Linked DNA regions of Mus musculus: region 2 is linked to region 1. The links are chromatin loops, found by intact Hi-C in ENCODE. Cell type or tissue: heart. All regions are shown on one strand. Each heading gives the region's core, and the rest is flanking DNA. Links, peaks and the distances in the headings are about the cores only. Region 1 has its middle 70 kb from the start of Gm10789. Region 2 holds the start of Gm10789 (predicted gene 10789).

The links. Hi-C counts contacts between places; a loop is a spot of excess contacts. Peaks named below come from ENCODE experiments on the same cell type or tissue, not always from the same donor. Only the 100,000 strongest peaks of a DNase experiment are listed, where the experiment ranks them.
Region 2: it touches region 1 in a loop (4-fold over the local background); 2 of 42 quality-filtered maps call a loop at or near these places.

What each region holds. Positions count from the first base shown.
Region 1 is chr16:90,068,485-90,076,809 of GRCm38, forward strand. It overlaps a transcript of Tiam1 not described here. Among named protein-coding and RNA genes, the nearest start is that of Gm10789, 70 kb to the right of the region's middle. In heart, for the core only: no CTCF peak of the experiment used is centred there; no DNase peak of the experiment used is centred there; H3K4me3 peaks cover 525 bases; H3K27ac peaks cover 1,490 bases.
Region 2 is chr16:90,140,441-90,148,765 of GRCm38, forward strand. It overlaps Gm10789 (predicted gene 10789), which reads left to right and starts at 1,797. Exons shown (of 1, transcript NR_033476.1): 1 at 1,797-6,387. It also overlaps a transcript of Tiam1 not described here. In heart, for the core only: a CTCF peak has its summit at 3,363; DNase peaks (open chromatin) are centred at 2,731, 3,491 and 3,811; H3K4me3 peaks cover 3,619 bases; H3K27ac peaks cover 3,181 bases.

The DNA.
Region 1 (8,325 bases), core at 290-8,289:
TGTGGTCTACATAGCAAGTTCCAACCCAGCTAGGGGTACATAGTGAGAGAGTCTGTCTCAAACAAACAAACAAACAAACAAAAAAGGGCACTGTGCTAAACACTCCATCTTAGATCATCAGCAATGCTCTATTCCCAAGGCAATCCTCCCGCCCCAGCCCCTGTGCAAGTCAGAAGAAGCCAGGGCAGGGAAAGCAGGGAACTAATACCATTTCCTTCCTGCAGGGTCACCTGGGATCTGACCATCACATGGCTTCTTTCAAGCCACCAGTCCCTCTGTTTCAGTTACAGGGGATGAAGGGACTTGTTCCTACAACCCCCAAGTCCCTCATCCCCACCCCTTGCCCTTCACAGCCACCTTCATGCAATACTCGGTATATTCCTGTCCAGTCTGTGATGAACAACAGTGCACAGACAGAAGGCAGAGAGTCTGAATGGGATTCACATTTCCGCATCTGCTCTCAACTATAGGAGGGAAAAAAGAAAGAAAAGAAGAGCCCAGTTTCTAAAGCATATTAACATGGAGCAATGGGATGGAGACAAAGGGGGTGGGGGTGTCCAAGGAGCCTCCAAATTTAACAGTTTCTGAAATCCATGAGATTCTACCCAAATTTTGCATATGCATGCATTTTTCTGAGAAGAGAAATCCAGAGAGAAAAAGAGCACATTTGTTATTGGAGCCTCCAAAGTTGAGGTGCTGCTGTAGGAGCCAGCAGGTCTCCTCACCAAGGAAAGGAAGAGGCATACTGACTGCACACACCTACGTCAGTCTCTAGGAGGGAACCCAACCACATCCCTCACCGAGGGTGCAGGGGCTGGAGGGCCCGCCACCGCCACCCACCACTCACCATTCACCACCCACAATCCCGGCAAGGCAGCTGGGATGGTGTCTTCCACTGTCACTCACAGCTCCCTCCCAATACTCAAGTGACATTTGCAAAGCTCATCAGCTCAGCAGGTGTTCAGGCATACACGCAATAGGAAAGCAGATCCGGGCCTGAGGAAAAAAAAGAATCCTATCCTGCTTACAAGCCCCCCACCCCCACCCCCAGGGCCGCTGGCAAAGTGCACAACAGAAAATCCAAGAGAAAAAAAAATACACTGGAGACAGCAGAACAGCCAGGCAAGCATTCTAGAAACATCCAGGTAGGCAAGGGAAACCCAAGGGGTGTCATCTGGTGACTGTTCCCTAGGCAGCAACCAACCCTTACCAGACCCATGTCCCCAACCCCCTGCCTGCCTGCCCCCATGAGCAAGCATATGTGAGTCATCCTGTCTACTTTACCCCTGGAGACTATACAGTGTAAAACTCCCAGGGCTGCGGTTGACACTCGTCTTGCCCAGCCCTGGGGGTCTGTTTAGTGGCCTCATGTCCTTCACACTGAGGGTGGTCTGATAAAGCAACAGAAGGTGATAAGAGATTGATGGAGCTGACACCACCCGTTGATGCCAAAAGGAAGTGACAAGCCATCTGGGCAGCAGCTCCTGAGGGGGGCCCAGAGCCTCTAACCCACATGGAGCCCCACGACTCCTCCTGTGCCGCTCTCCCTTCCCAGTTGTCCTCAGCTCAGAGGTGGAGGATACAGCAGCCAAGATGGACTTCCCGGTGGCCCTGGACAGGCTGAGGCATTACTCTGAAATTCGGTATCCTCAAATGTCAACTGGGGTCAACAGAGTCACAGCACCCATCTTTTCTGAGGCTTAAATTCACACCCAGTTCTTAGAACAATGCCCAGAGTACAGAAATAACCACACACAGGCTGTCCCACACGGTGCACTTCAGCTAGTTTTGAAGAGACATGTAACAAAGAGACATCTGTGCTCCGAAGAGCAGCCAAATACTAACAGCCCCGGCCCACAGGCCAGCGACGCATGTCCTCGATCCTGGGATGTGTTGTGTATGTTAATGTTTCTAAAATTACAGCGGGCACTGAATTTATCGTGTATCATGCATGTCGCCTGTTAAACAGGGACAACCACATCAAGCTAACAGGGTCTGCGGAGGACAGGAAAAAGTGAAACACTCTCCATGGGCCGTGCTTAGGCGTACACAGACATCGGTGCTCTGTGGTTCTTATGAGCAGCACAGACCTAACCCACCGCACACCTTCCCCTCTGACCATATGTGGAAACAAGTTCCCTCGCACCAGATCCCAGCATCCCTCCACTCTGCTAACAAAGATGCTGGCCGAATGGCCAAAGCCTAGGGAAACACACAGGAGCTGTGAAACTTCAGGCATTTGTTAGAGTTCCCCCATTCTGTTGGCATCGCAGAACTACTGATTTACGGAACTCGCTTTACAAAGTTGCCGAGTTGCATCTTGTCATATCCCGAGTTCATCCAAGGTTGATCCGGGTTTTTGCTTGGGGAATAATCTGCATGTCACTGGGTTGGCTTTTTGGTGGCCCCTACAGGAATAGGTGTCCCCCCTATCAGTCTGAGAAAGCTCCGTGGAAGACACAACCTTTAGCAGAGAGACTAGAGAAATGGTTCAGGGGTTAAGAACAGCGTACTGTGCTTGCAGAGAAAGAGGCTTCCACTCCTAGCACCTATATGGCCGTCCCTGCTCTCCAGGGAATCAGTCCCCTCTTCTGGCCTCCAAGGACACCAGGTACTTACATGGCACACAAGCAAGCAAAATACTCACACATCAAATAAGTACAACTGGGGAAAAAATGTTAAATTAAAATTCATAGCCATTTAACAGAGGCACAGGAGAAGCCAAGCCAAACAGTGGAGGGAAAAGTATCAGTGAGTGTGTCTGAGGGGCTTGGGGGCCTAGCTCAGTGGTGGGGGCTTGGGGGCCTAGCTCAGGGGTAGGGGCTTGGGGGCCTAGCTCAGGGGTAGGGGCTTGGGGGCCTAGCTCAGGGGTAGGGGCTTGGGGGCCTAGCTCAGTGGTAGGGGCTTGGGGGCCTAGCTCAGTGGTGGGGGCTTGGGGGCCTAGCTCAGTGGTAGGGGGGCTTGCCAAGGAAGCCCTGGATTTGGTGCCTAGCATTTAAAAAGAAAAAATGTACCTGAATACATGGGAGAATAATAATAAAGGAGCCAGGAACTGAGCCCCTGAGTCGCTCGGTGGCCTCCCTTACCCACAGTCTGGGGAGCCAGAATAATCAATAGTGGCTGAGTAGCCCCGGTCAAAATGTTTGATACTGCAAGTGCCACCCTTGTGGTGCTCAGCTTTTCGGATTCATCTTCCCCTTGCCCCCAGATCTGACTGCATTTCACATGCACGTTGAGATATCTTGAGGATGGGATGCAAGTCCAAATGTGGGATTCACTTATGTATCAAGTCTATGTTACTGTCGAATCATGGGGCTACTTCAGTGGTAAATCGTTGCTGGTTTTGGAGTTTGGCTGTGCATTCCTTCCCTTTATCATCCTCACTGCTTCCTTGGTGCCTGAAGACTTGGGGACACTAATCAAACAAGGGTACAGTCCAAAAGCACAGACATCTAAGAACACGGGTCAGACTGCTGGATACAAGTACTGATTTCCAACAGTTACACATGTGCCCTCCCTCGAACCAATCCCTGACACCCCCAAAATCTCATGTATAAGATGAGGGTAAAGGCGTCAACAGGAAGTGGGGATTGAGCCAAAAGACACTCCTAAAGAACACGGACCCGTGGGAAGCTTCAGTCATCCCCACGATACATCCACTGAGGTCCAGAAACCCAGTGAACCAGGAGTGGATTGTCTCCAGTCTCCAGTGGACGGGGAAATGGGAAGACAAGAGGGAAAACACAGACGAGCCGCAGGTTGACGGTGTGACGGCGGTGGGTTTTCTTCAAAGCCCAAGAATGCCAGTCACACATTCCTAGGCCACTCAGCTTCACCCCAGCCCTCGTGAGCCAGTTTCTGTGTTCTCCGAGCTGTGTCTTCCTTACCTACACAAGATTACACCGAGGGCCACGCCCCATCTCATGGGCTGGACATCCGTGAGTTTTCTGCATTTCACTGCTTTCCCCGGAGTCAAAAAGGGACAACAGAAGCAAAAGCTAGATCCTTATAACTCTCTAGAAAGCATGCCACGCACACACAAAAGCCACCAGACATGACCAGCGACGATTTCCTACTACCTCTCTGGGCCAGCTTACCTCTTCTGGCACTATGCCATCAGGGATTTTTTACCCGAAGCCCAGAGGGCAAGCCCAGTCTGTAAAGCCCAGGGAAAAAAAAAAGAAAGACCTAGGACCCACTGTCTTCATCAGCCCACGCAGCCTCCCGACTGCCCATGGAAATTTTTGGACAGCTACTTCATAAGGTGGTGCTTGAGTTGTCAGTGAGAAAGGCTAGGGCAGGTCGCCTGCGTAGGGACGTCTGATGGACAAGGTTTGGGATAAATGTCAAACAATGCCTGCACGGGCTGCAGTGCCGCTTGCTTACACAGCTGTTTCCTTTCTCAGACAAACGATGACACAGCACTTTTGAATGCAGATCATCTTCAATTAAGACGTTTCTGCCGAAAAGCTCTCTTGGCAGGACCAGCGACGTAATCTGTCACTGTTCTTCCGCTCGGATCTTTCAAGGGTAGCGGGGCAATTTATTTTTGTTGATTTAAACAAAACACAAAGGGAAAGGACCTAAAAATTGACTAGCCAGTTAAACTCAATGATTCTCCACGACAAGAGTACACACTCTGGCTTTGCTAGAGTTATAAACTGTCTCCCCAGCTAGCTCGCAGTCAGGTTCGGGATCCAACCGAAGCTGTGTTGACAGAAAGACTAAGTAAGGTTGGACCGTGCAGAATTCTTCTCTGTGTTGGAATGGACAGGGGCCTGCACCTGCACAGCAAGATACTGCAGCATGCATAGCCTGGGGAAGACCAATTTGGGTTGAATGAGCGGCCAATGTCAGTCACTTCACGGGACTGACTCTTTAGTAAACTGCAGTCACTAACAACAGTTCGTTGAGATGCCCACACTTATAAATACCCAGACACTTCACTTGCTCTCTTCCTTTCCAGAGAGAACAAGTGTCCAGACGAGCAGCCCACTAAGTGCTGTGGTTTCAAGGCTACTACAGACTTAATCAGTGCAAGGAAGGGCACAGAAGCCTATTTCAGCCCCCAGTACAGTTGTCCTTTAATTGCTACCACAAGGTCAAGTCTGCAATTGCAATGAATTCGCTCGGAACAGCCCCAAACCGCGGAGGCAGCAGAGTGCCAGCGCTTGCTGGTGGTCAGGGCATGAATGTTGCAAGGCTGCTACGCATTTTTAAACTCGATTGTACATAATTGTTAATCACTGACCCATCTCCAACCTCCTGGGCTGGAACATGTTGCTAGGCAACCTATTTTGCTCTAGATACTTCCTGAAAGCAAGCCCAACAGCAACCAAGAGTCAGCTAAGTAAACACTAACTATTAGTGACAGGTTCAAATAATGAAGGATGCCCAGCATCCTTAAGGCTTATTTATTTCATATGCCGTCCTAACGCAAACGTGTATTTCCCCATGTCTTACAACTGAGCCAATAAGCCACCTTAGGTTGGACTGGATGCAATTGCCCTTTATAACCCAGAGGGGTCCAAACACTAGGAAACAGGAATTGCTTTCTTCAAAATCGTAACTGTGCTTTGAATTGCAAACATCTCATTTACCAGCTGGGAAAGATAACCTACTTCTAAATGCCCAAGTAAGAGGTCACACGCACCTTTCTGTTAAAGCTGATCACTAACTTATCTGACTATTGCTTGGACAATAACCACACAGTCCCTGTCTTTTCAAATATGCAGATCCACAGGGAACAGAACTAATTTTATTGTTCCTAATTTAAGACCTGGGACATTAGGGGACATCCTGAAGACGGGGGACAGAACAGCCAAGTACATGAAAGAAGTCATTTAACGGGAAAGCATCGGTGTGCTGGCTGGTTTTGTGTGTCAACTTGACACAAGCTGGAGTTAGCACAGAGAAAGGAGCCTCCCTTGAGGAAATGCCTCCACGAGATCCAGCTGTAAGGTATATTCTCAATTAATGATCAAGGAAGGAGGGCCTATCCCATTGTGGGTGGGACCATCCCTGGGCTGGCAGTGCTGGGTTCTATAAGAAAGCAGGCTGAGCAAGCCAGGGGAAGCAAGCCAGTAAGCAGCACCCCTCAATGGCCTCTGCATCAGCTCCTGCTTCCTGACCTGCTTGAGTTCCAGTCCTGACTTCCTTGGTGATTAACAGCAATGTGGAAGTGTAAGCTGAATAAACCCTTTCCTCCCCAACTTGCTCCTTGGTCATGATGTTTGTACAGGAATAGAAACTCTAAGACAATCAGAAAGATGGGTGGCTGGAATCGTGGACTGCCATGTCATTCCTGGGAAATATAAAGACTTTATGTCCACATGCAAGAAGCCCAGTGTGTCACAGGGAATTCGTGCTAAGGACACATAATGGCCCTGTCCTTGTTCTTAAGAGATCCTCTAGAAAACCTTCACCATCGCTACTGTGAATACTGATACTAGCTTAGGGAGTACCTGGGGACAGACAAGTAACCTCATTAAGAAAGAAATGTTGCAGGGCTGGAGAGATGGCTCAGCGGTTAAGAGCACCGACTATTCTTCCGAAGGTCCTGAGTTCAAATCCCAGCAACCACATGGGGGGGTCACAACCATCCATAATGAGATCTGATGCCCTCTTTTGGTGTGTCTGAAGACAGCGACAGTGTACTTACATACAGTAAATAAATCTTAGGAAGGAAGGAAGGAAGGAAGGAAGGAAGGAAGGAAGAAATGTTGGGCCAGCAAGATGTTTCATCAAGCAAAGCTTGCTCCCAAAACCTGACAAGCTGAATTTGATCTCCATGTCCCACCTGGCACAAGGAGAAATATGACACGCACACATACACTAAATAAATGTAAAAATAAAATTAAAGAAATAATTGATACAAGTTATCGAGTGAAGGGAAAACTCATTGTGAGGTTTAAAGTTCAGATTTCTGCCCTCCCTTGCATACACGTTTGGATATCTATGTGCTGCAGTTTGAACACTTGGGTGTTTGAACACTTGGGTCCTGGCTGGTGGCACTGTCTGGGCAGGTCATGAAACCTTGAGGAATGCAGTCTTGCTGGAGGAAGTATGTCCCTACGACCTGGCTGAGGCTTTATAGCCTGCCCCACTTCCTGTTCTGTTTCTCTATCTCTTCCTTGTGGATGACATGGCCGGCCGGCCTTTTCCACCCCTGCCACCATGCTTTCCTGACGACGGCCATGGCTGCCCTGCTAGGGTAGATTCTATCTCTCTAGAGCCAAAACCAAAATGGCCCTCTCTCCTCTAAGTTGCTTTTGCAGCATATTTCCTCACAGCAACAGGAAAGTAACTCAGACACTATATCATTAGAATTCTCTAGTGACCAAAGGTACCTAGGACAGTGAGGTATAATCTACAGGTTAGACGCAACAAGCATGGTGTTGTGCAAATGATAAGCTGTCTAAAGAAGCTAACAGAATAGCTGTATGTGCCTGGGTGGGTCCTGTGAAACACATCAGGGTTCTCACTCACTGCAAAATTGCTTCATTTGTAACTTTTTAAAGAATGAACTATGGAGCCGGGCATGGTGGCCCACGCCTTTAATCCCAGCACTCAGGAAGCAGAGGCAGGTGGATTTCTGAGTTCGAGGACAGCCTGGTCTACAGAGTGAGTTCCAGGACAGCCAGGGCTACACAGAGAAACCCTGCCCCCCCCCCCAAAAGGAATGAACTATGAAAAAAATAAAAAATAAAAAGACTTCTGGGGAGTGGAGGTGTATGCCTTTAACTCCAGAACTTGGGGGGGGCAGAGGAAGGTGGATTTCTGTCTGAGTTCCAGGCCAGCCTGATTTACAATACAGAGTGAGTTCCAGGATAGCCAGGACTACATACAGAAAATCTTTCTCAAAACAGAAACAAACAAAAAAAGACATAACAAACAAACAAAAATAAAGCGAAACAAAGTCAAAGGTAAGCAAACGTTTTTTCTTCACTCTGTGGTTTCTCTCTAACTCTCTGGAGTAACTCCAATTGGGTTTCTTACTTCCAGCAAAGGCAGACTCCTCAGTCAGCCCCAGTGACTTGCTTCACACACTCATCATAACAACACAGATGCAACTTTAAGCGGGGTCCTCTGGACCATTCCTTAGCTACCATCCATTTTCTACAGTTCCCAAAATAAAACCCATACCCAGCCGGGCGGTGGTGGCGCACGCCTTTAATCTCAGCACTCGGGAGGCAGAGGCAGGTGGATTTCTGAGTTTGAGGCCAGCCTGGTCTATAGAGTGAGTTCCAGGACAGCCCGGGCTACACAGAGAAACCCTTTCTTGAAAAACAAAACAAACAAACAAACAAACAAACAAGCCATACC
Region 2 (8,325 bases), core at 107-8,106, 72 kb after region 1:
AAAGAAAAGGCTTGGAGTAATCAGGATGGGAGAAAAAGACAGCGGTGGCCTTGTAGATCTGATTTTACTGATCTTTTTTCGAGATGGCTAAGTCCGAAGAAAACAAAAAAGCAAATTCTCTCTCTCTCTCTCTCTCTCTCTCTCTCTCTCTCTGTGTGTGTGTGTGTGTGTGTGTGTGTGTGTGCGCGCGCGCGCGCGCGCGTGTGACTAGGTGTCCAGAAGGCCTAAGGTTCTCAAAACACTCAGAGAGTTGGAGCTGAGAAGTTAGGATCTGCATGGCTTTTCCACTTGAGTTCGATGAAACAGGGGGAGAGAAAATGCAGAAGGCAAGGAAAAGGCCTTTGTCCTAGCTCTTTGGATGAGCACTTGAGTGTATAGTTAAACTGTCAGCTAATGAGAGTCCCTAACCTGGCTCCCTTTTAAGTTTAGACCCCCAACTGACTTGATCCCTAGACAACAGCAGGGGGGCAGGAATATTGGGCTTCAGCATCCTAAAGAGCTAGAGAACTCTCAGAGCTCAGAAAGGATTGGAATCCTTCCTGGGAGTAGAACTTTAAACAAGTTATCACGTTGGCTAATAGGTGTCTAGTAAAACGCTACCAGCCTGTTTACATCAATAGCAATGAGGGGGGTGGGGGGATGGCTCGTCTTAGGTTAACTGACACAGGACCAGGAAATTGGAGAGGGGGGGCAGGGTACAGCTGTGAGTGGGAACCCCTGCATGCTTCCATGCTTCCTTGTTTTGAGTGGAAAAGGCTTCTGGGGTCCACATTCAAAGAATGCTCTGTGGGACCCAGCTCAGTAATTTCCCCCAACACCAAAAGGGTGTTAAAACAAACAAACAAAAAACAACAACAAACAAGAAGCATTTCTTGGATAATATCTTAAGAGTTTGTCAACAATCCCGAGATTTTTCTAAAGCCATCTATCTGATTATGATTTGTTTGTGGTTTGTTGGTGGTTTTGTTTTTCAATAGAAAATGGCTTCTCATGTTTGCCCAGAAAAAAAAAAAAAACAAAAAAAAACAAAAAAAACAAATTACTGGGGAAGAGCCAGGAGAATCATCCAAGTCAAAGCTCACACACCTACAGTGTTGGTGACACTCCATGAAGTCAACTCTCCCTTCCGCCTGCTGTCCCTGCTTAGACGCCTCGTCCTCAGGACCTTTACTTCCCTCTATTCAAACAAAATTACTTCTGTGTTTACCCCTCAGTCCCCAACTCCTCCAAGCCCACACAAGAGCCTACTCTAGAACCTAGTGATGTTCCAAACTTTTCCAGCCACCAGACAGATTGGATTTCGCCTGCTAAGAAGAGTTCCCTCCTCCCTCCAGACAGCCCTTTGTTCAGACAGCCCTCCTTCCCCAGCGCCCATTGCTTTTTAAGCTGCTAGCGGCTCACCAGCAAAGGTTTTACACAGCCCCTAAGAAAGAAGCATGAAGAAACAACTAGGGCCCGTGGAAATCCACACGCATAAAAAAAAAAAAGGCACCTCGAGAGATTAGATAAGAATAATTAAGTCTAAGGCCAAGTAGAACAAGTCCTGTTGGGGCTACAAACCTTCAGCCTCGTATAATATAGAAACAAGATAGGGAAATCCACAAAATGGAAGAAGGATGGGTCTGTCTCTCTCTGTCTCTCTCTGTCTCTCTGTCTCTGTCTCTCTCTCTCTCTGTTACAGATTTCCTCTGACAACCAACCTAACTTCAATGTTTATCTTACTGTTGTCTCTGTATTGTGTAGTTCATTTATGTTGTCATTTCATCAAGATCACCTGCTCTCAAAAGGAACCGCAACTCCACTCTACAGACGCATAAACCGAGGCTCTAAGACATTCATTAATAGCGACCCAGGTCGTAACTAATACTCAGCAGGAACTGGATACCGGGACGCTTATGACCTCAGAGCCAGGCTCTCAACCTCTGTTGCAGCTTTCAAAGTGTGCGCCAAGTCAGCAAGCACCGGGCTGACACCGGAACCAGGACGCTCTGCCACTGGATGCCGCCCAGCTGCTGCGCGGGACCGCATGGGTACCAGAGAAGCAAACGTGAATTGCAGTGTTCCCAAGGGCTCGCGCGCGTCCTTCAAAACCTGCCAGCCACCACGAAGGAAAAAGACAGCTTAGATTCTATCTGACCCTAGAGAATGGCCAGAGGATGCCACCAGAAAGGGATACCCGTGGCGAGGTTCGCTCCCGGACAGCCCATCTTGACCGACCCCAGCAAAAGATATCAGCGCCTCTAGGTGCAGAAGATCTGAGAGCGTGAGGCGGGGCGGGGCTGGGCTGGTGCGAAGACGTGGAATCGTGTCTTTTCCGTGAAGCTTCGGGCCGGAGACCAAAGGAGGGAGCGTCACCTGAAGACGCATCAACTTCTGACTCCTGGGGGCATGCAGCTGTGGCCTGGCCTTAAAAGCGTACCTCTGGCCCAATGGCGAGGTCTGTAAACAAAAGCCGGCCTCACACGGGTCTACAGCCCGGTGGCCTGCCTCACCGTGCACAGGCATCGGAGAAGCAGAGCGGGAGAGAGGGCCAGATCCGGATAGGATCCGGAGCGCGGACGTAAAGAACGGCCCCACTACCTGGACCAGTCATTGTCTGCCCACCCATAGGATTCTGCTTTAAATGCCCCCTCCCTAGCCCACCGCAGGTCCTTCACACTGTGTGCCCGCCCCCAAGGCTCTCCCGTGGTGTGCCCGACCGGGAGCGCAGCATGGATGGCCAAGGTGAACACCCGGCAACGTTGGCGAAGGGACAGGCCCGTAAGTGCCCAAGTCCGGGACCGAGACACACAGACAGATCCAGGCGCGCGCGCGCGCGCGTGCACACACACACACACACCCTCCCAGAAGTTGATTAAAAATCAGCCGATAAATACATAGAGATGAGGCCGCCTCAGGTCAACGCTGACCTCCTGCCTCCAGAATGATCGAATGCCAACGCCTGCACACTGTCACTTGCATTCGGCTCCAGTACCTGGGCTCCGCTGTCTCGGCTAGTTTCTGGACTCTCCTTGGCGCGATACAGATGTGCCTTCCCTCCCCAGATCACCTCCCAAGTGTATGCACACGAAAACAATACAAGCAAAGCCCGGTCTGGGGGAGCTAGGACCCACCGGGAGCCCCAGTGTGCGAATGGGAGTCAGGACGTGCCCGTCACGGGCACCGCGGCTCTAGGCATTCTCATCGCCATCCCTCGTGGAGACTCTGGCCAGTCAGCCCGACCGGCTTAGGCCAGGGTACTCACCAGTGACGTTCACCCAGGATCTTGAAGACCTGGCCAGGCACAAAGCGGGGCCGCTGGGCCCCTGGGGCTGCGGGCGCCGAAGCCTTAACGGCGCTGCAGAGCTGCGAACCCGACGGCAGCGGCGCTGCTCAGCCCTTCGGCCCGCTCGCCGTCTGCCAATGGGAACTGTCAGGGCTCCTGGGCCAGCGGGCCTCGGGGGCGGGGCCTCGGAAGCCCGTGGGAAACCGAGCTCCGATTGGAGCTGCGGACAATCGCTCCGCCTCCGTCCAGCCAATCCGAGGCGGAGGACACGGGAGCGGGGCGTTCAGAGTTGGGCTGGAGTGTGACAACAGGCGCACGCCGGGTACCTGAGCGGCATCCGGGCGCCAGGTGGGCCCTGTGGCTGGAGGGATGCCGGCGGTGCACACTCCCGGGTGCCTTGACACGGTGCTCTGGCGTAAGCAGCCTGGGGAAACCGCAGCAAGAATAACGAGACCTGCCGGCACGGGCCACGGCGAAGGAGCCCCTAACAAAGCAGCTTCGGGAGGGCCTGCTGGCCTCCGCCTCCTTCTCCAATAGGTCCGTGAAGCTGCCTGTCACCAGACATAGGTGGAGGTGGCCAATGACGCGCACGAATGAGCTAGAGTTGGCGCGCGCGCGGCTTGGCAGCGGTGGGATTGGTCGGAGGTAAAGGATTTTCCTGCCACCTAAGGCCTTGGAAGGCGGGGGGGCACCGAATGGAGGAGGCGAAGAGCCAAAAACCTAGTACCTGCGACACGTGGTCTAGTTTGGGCGGCATGTGGCTGACTCTAGGGAGAAACAGGAATTTGCTTAGGTGAGATAAAATCTCAACGCGTCCCCTCTCTTAGGAGCCAGATAATATCCGCCACCAAACAGACTTTAGGTAGGCAGAGTGGCCTTAGCCAAGTATTGGATAGTCCGGGACTCATTGGGCTAATGTCCAGCAAGTGAACTTGAGTTTCACGGTCGCCAGGGCATTGTTCGTGACTGACGAGGTTCGCACATGCCTCGGCTCTCTGTAAAATCCTCGTAGTTGGTGCAGGTTGGCCTTTCTCAAGGTGGCGTGAGCCACAAAACAGCCTTAAAGCTAGTGACAAAACCGCTTCCCTAATCCAGGCCAGAGCCTTCCCCTCGCTTTAGAGCTCTCCCAGCTTGGCCCAGGGAGTGGGAGGAGCAGACCTGCGGTTATCTTGTAAACAGTGTACCTAGTGGCTTATTGAGGCTGAAGTAGGAGGATATTGAATTGAAGATCAGCCTGAAACTGTTTCAAAAAGAAAAGAAAGTTAACACCTTTTCCTTCTGCACCCTCCTTCACCTCCCAAATCCATACTGCCTCTCACCTGAATTTCATTAAAGGCATCCACCTTACTAAAAGATTGTTCCAAACAGGAAGATCTCAGTCTCTCAGCTCTGTTGTCTTCTCTTCCCCCAGTGTGTATAGTCCCTCAGAGATGGAAACATTCCTTCTAGCAGGGAATATCCTTAAGTAGAAAGGAACACAACCCAAAATAGCTTCAGGAAGTCCCTAAAACTGAGCAGATTTGCTAGGTCCCTCCCTGCCATACTAAGCAGTAAGAGCTGAGTCTCAAATGAGCCAAGATGCAGACTTAGATGAGACCAGACCAGCCTCCTAGAAGAGGCAGAGACCAACTGAGTCACTTGGAAAGGACAGGCTCCTACAGACTGTACAGTGTGCTCCAGGTTCCCAGCTCTTGTGAGCTGTCACCATGCTGGGGTGGCCTTTGGTGATGCAGCTGTCTCTGAGTCATGTCTGCTCTTGTTAAGCAATCCCAATAAAATTCATTGGTTCACTTACTTGGACTTTGCTGGTATTTGTACGTTGGTCTGTCATAAGATGTATTGCCTCTCCACAGGAAAAGTTTTGTCACACAAAACCCAGACCTAGGCACCCTTCCTTCCCTTGAACAATTGCTACACATTCCTTAAAGCCCAGCTTGGCTGACGTTTGCTGAACTTCTGGTGAGCAGGGTGTGCTCTCATAGACACCAGGGATCCTCCTGTGCCAGTGAGAATTAGTTGCCCACCTCTGGTTCTCCCTGCCTCTTAGAGCACTAAAATTGTCAAAACACACACACACACACACACACACACACACACACACACAAACTGTGTTTCCTGCTTGAGCAGAGTACCCTGAATTCAGAATATCCCTTCGGAGGGGTGGGGGTTACACATCCCAGAGCCTACTACATGGCACATTTAAATGTATTTAAATAATATATTTAATTAATAAGCTGTCAGTGTATTGAGGTGAGCTTGAAGTGCTTCTAAAACACAAGGTACAGGAGAATGTTTAGGTTGGCAGATCTCAGAGTGACTTGTTTGCTGTCACTCTGTCTGCAGGGAAATAGAGGGATGCAAACATCTGGCCCTCAGAGGCACCTGGACTTGAGGACACACAGACACACTCTCATACACACACACAGACACACACACTCACACACACAGACACACCTGTCATTTTAGTTTTAAAGATAAATAAAGGACTGGGAGGGTGGGTCTGTTGTTAAGAGCACTGGCTGGTGAAGAACCCAGCATCTCGGTGGAAGCTCAAAGTCCCAGGGAATTAAATGGCCCTCTTCCAGCCTGCCTGCGTGCTGCACACATGGTGATGTAGGTAAAAGACTCATACGCATGAAATTGTGAGGCCTAAATTTTAGACTGTACATGTTTTCAGGAAAAGCCTCTTATACTCACCTCACAGGGCCAAGGCATCTGCAGGCCCCACTGCGGACCTCTGCAGTGGACAGCATCATTTAAGAAAATATTACTGAAAGCCGTATGACGGCTACTCTTCTAAACAGCTCTGTAGAAATTATCCATCCTCAGATGCTAATGTTATTTTAGTCTCATAGATGGGTGTGATGGTTTGTATTTGCTCAGCCTAGGGAGTGGCACTTTTTGGAGGTGTGGCCCTGTTGGAGTAGGTGTGTCACTGTGAGCATGGGCTTTAAGACCCTCATCCTAGCTGCCTGGAAGCCAGTATTCTGCTAGCAGCCTTCAGATGTAGAACTCTCAGCTCTGTCTGTACCATGCCTGCCTGGTTGCTACCATGCTCCCACCTGAATGATATTAGACTGAACCCCTGAACCTGTAAGCCTGCCCCAATTAAATGTCCTTACAAGAGTTTCTGTGGTCTTGGTGTCTGTTCACAGCAGTAACCCTAACTAAGACAATGGGGAAACTGAGGCAGGAAAAGTAACTTGTTCTAAGTTACAATTTGAATATGTGAGGGCTTGAGACTGGCAGCCTGGTTCCAGAATTTGCATCTTTAACCATAGGCAAGCTTACTCTTGCATGGCCTTGGGATCTCTGTGCATTGCACAGCCCTTCCCAACACGGCAGCTTCTAACAGGGTAAACAGCTTCATGAAGGGTCAGTTCTCCACGGAGAAACCCGGACAGGTACTGGCTCAGGTGAAGCTGATTTCAGGAGTTTGGGGGGGGGGGGGGAGAGAAAGCTTTCAAATTTGCTGGATAAGTCACTTTGAGATCTGCTCTCTATAACTGTGTTTAAGAGATCTATAAACAGACATGCCTCTAACCTGGAAGCCCCATTTGCACAAGGGAAGGTAAGTTCCTGAAGGGCTGGGGGCCCGTTCATGTAAGAGGACAAGCTGCATGGTTTTGTGTCTATAGAGGCTTGGTTGTTCCAAGTGTGCAGAATATCCTGGATCACACCAAGGTGGGAGGTATGTGGTCAGGATGCATGCTTGCCCACAACTGGACGAAGGCAAGAAGTATGTAACCTTGTGGGGGTTTCCCTTTATATGCCTCTGAGTACTGTAATTTGCTGCCATGCTCTTGAGAATCCTGAGTATGGCCCTGGCCAATGTCCATTATCCTTGTCACTATTTAACAAAGCTTGGTTCAAGCCGGGTGTGGTGGCTCATGCCTTTAATCCCAGCACTCGGGAGGCAGAGGCAGGCGGATTTCTGAGTTCAAGGCCAGCCTGGTCTATAAAGTGAGTTCCAGGACAGCCAGGGCTACACAGAGAAACCCTGTCTCGAGAAAACAAAAACAAAAACAAACAAACAAAAAAAAAAAACCAAAGCTTGCTTCAGATTTGGCTCAAAAATTGTGGTAGTGGTCTTATCGGGGATTAACAAAATCATGTCTTTAGTTACAATAAATCTCTAAAAACAAACCAGCAGGGTAACAGTCTTTAGCTAATTTGTGAACGATGAACGTTTGAAGCAATCCATGTTCAACACTTTGTCCATTACCCACGAGGTGGGTGGGGTTTGAGCATAAGGGCATGGCCACTGAAGGAGACACCATTTGTGCTCTGGTCCCAGCTCTCCTGAAACCTGTTTGCTTGCACTAGCACAGAACCTTGCCTCTCAGAACCTGCTCAGAGCTGACAACAGGGAGCCTCGTTCCCAGGTTCCCAGCGGCTGGCTGCCTCTGGGGCAGGCCGAATTAAGTCTACACAGCCCTTAGTTCCAGCTTTTGACCTCACAAACTAGAAGAGCTACGGTGGACTTCTGTGCCGTTTCTCGCGCCTGACCTTAACAGTATGTGGCTACCTCACACCGTGGAGAGAAAACAGGGCATTTTGATTAAAAAACGCAGACAAATGCCATCTGGCAGAATACTCAGCCATTTTGTCTCCTGAGGACACGGTTGACATCTAAAGACAAGATGGGATTGGCAGTAAAGGAAGAAAATAGAGTTGTAAGCGCTTGCCGCTGGGGATGGGGGTAGGGGTAAAGGGGATTGGGGGGGGGGAGAACACTTCTAGCACATGACCCCAGCTTCAAGTCCAAGTCAGCTTTCCCTCCCACATCACTTAATTTTGGACGTTTCGCCAGACGCAGTGGTCTCTAAGTCACAATAAGGCTCTTTCCATGCCCAAGAAGATAAGCTCCCACTATGCTCCCAGCTTTGGAGCTGGGCTCTGATAGGGATATAAAATGATAAGAAAGGCCAGCAGGCTCCCACTCTGTGACGTCTCATCTTATAAGTCAGTTGTGTAAAGGGGTGACCCAGCCTAATGTGAATGGACCTATCCAATCCTTTGAAGACCTGTAGAGCATACAAACTCTTGGTTACAGAAGT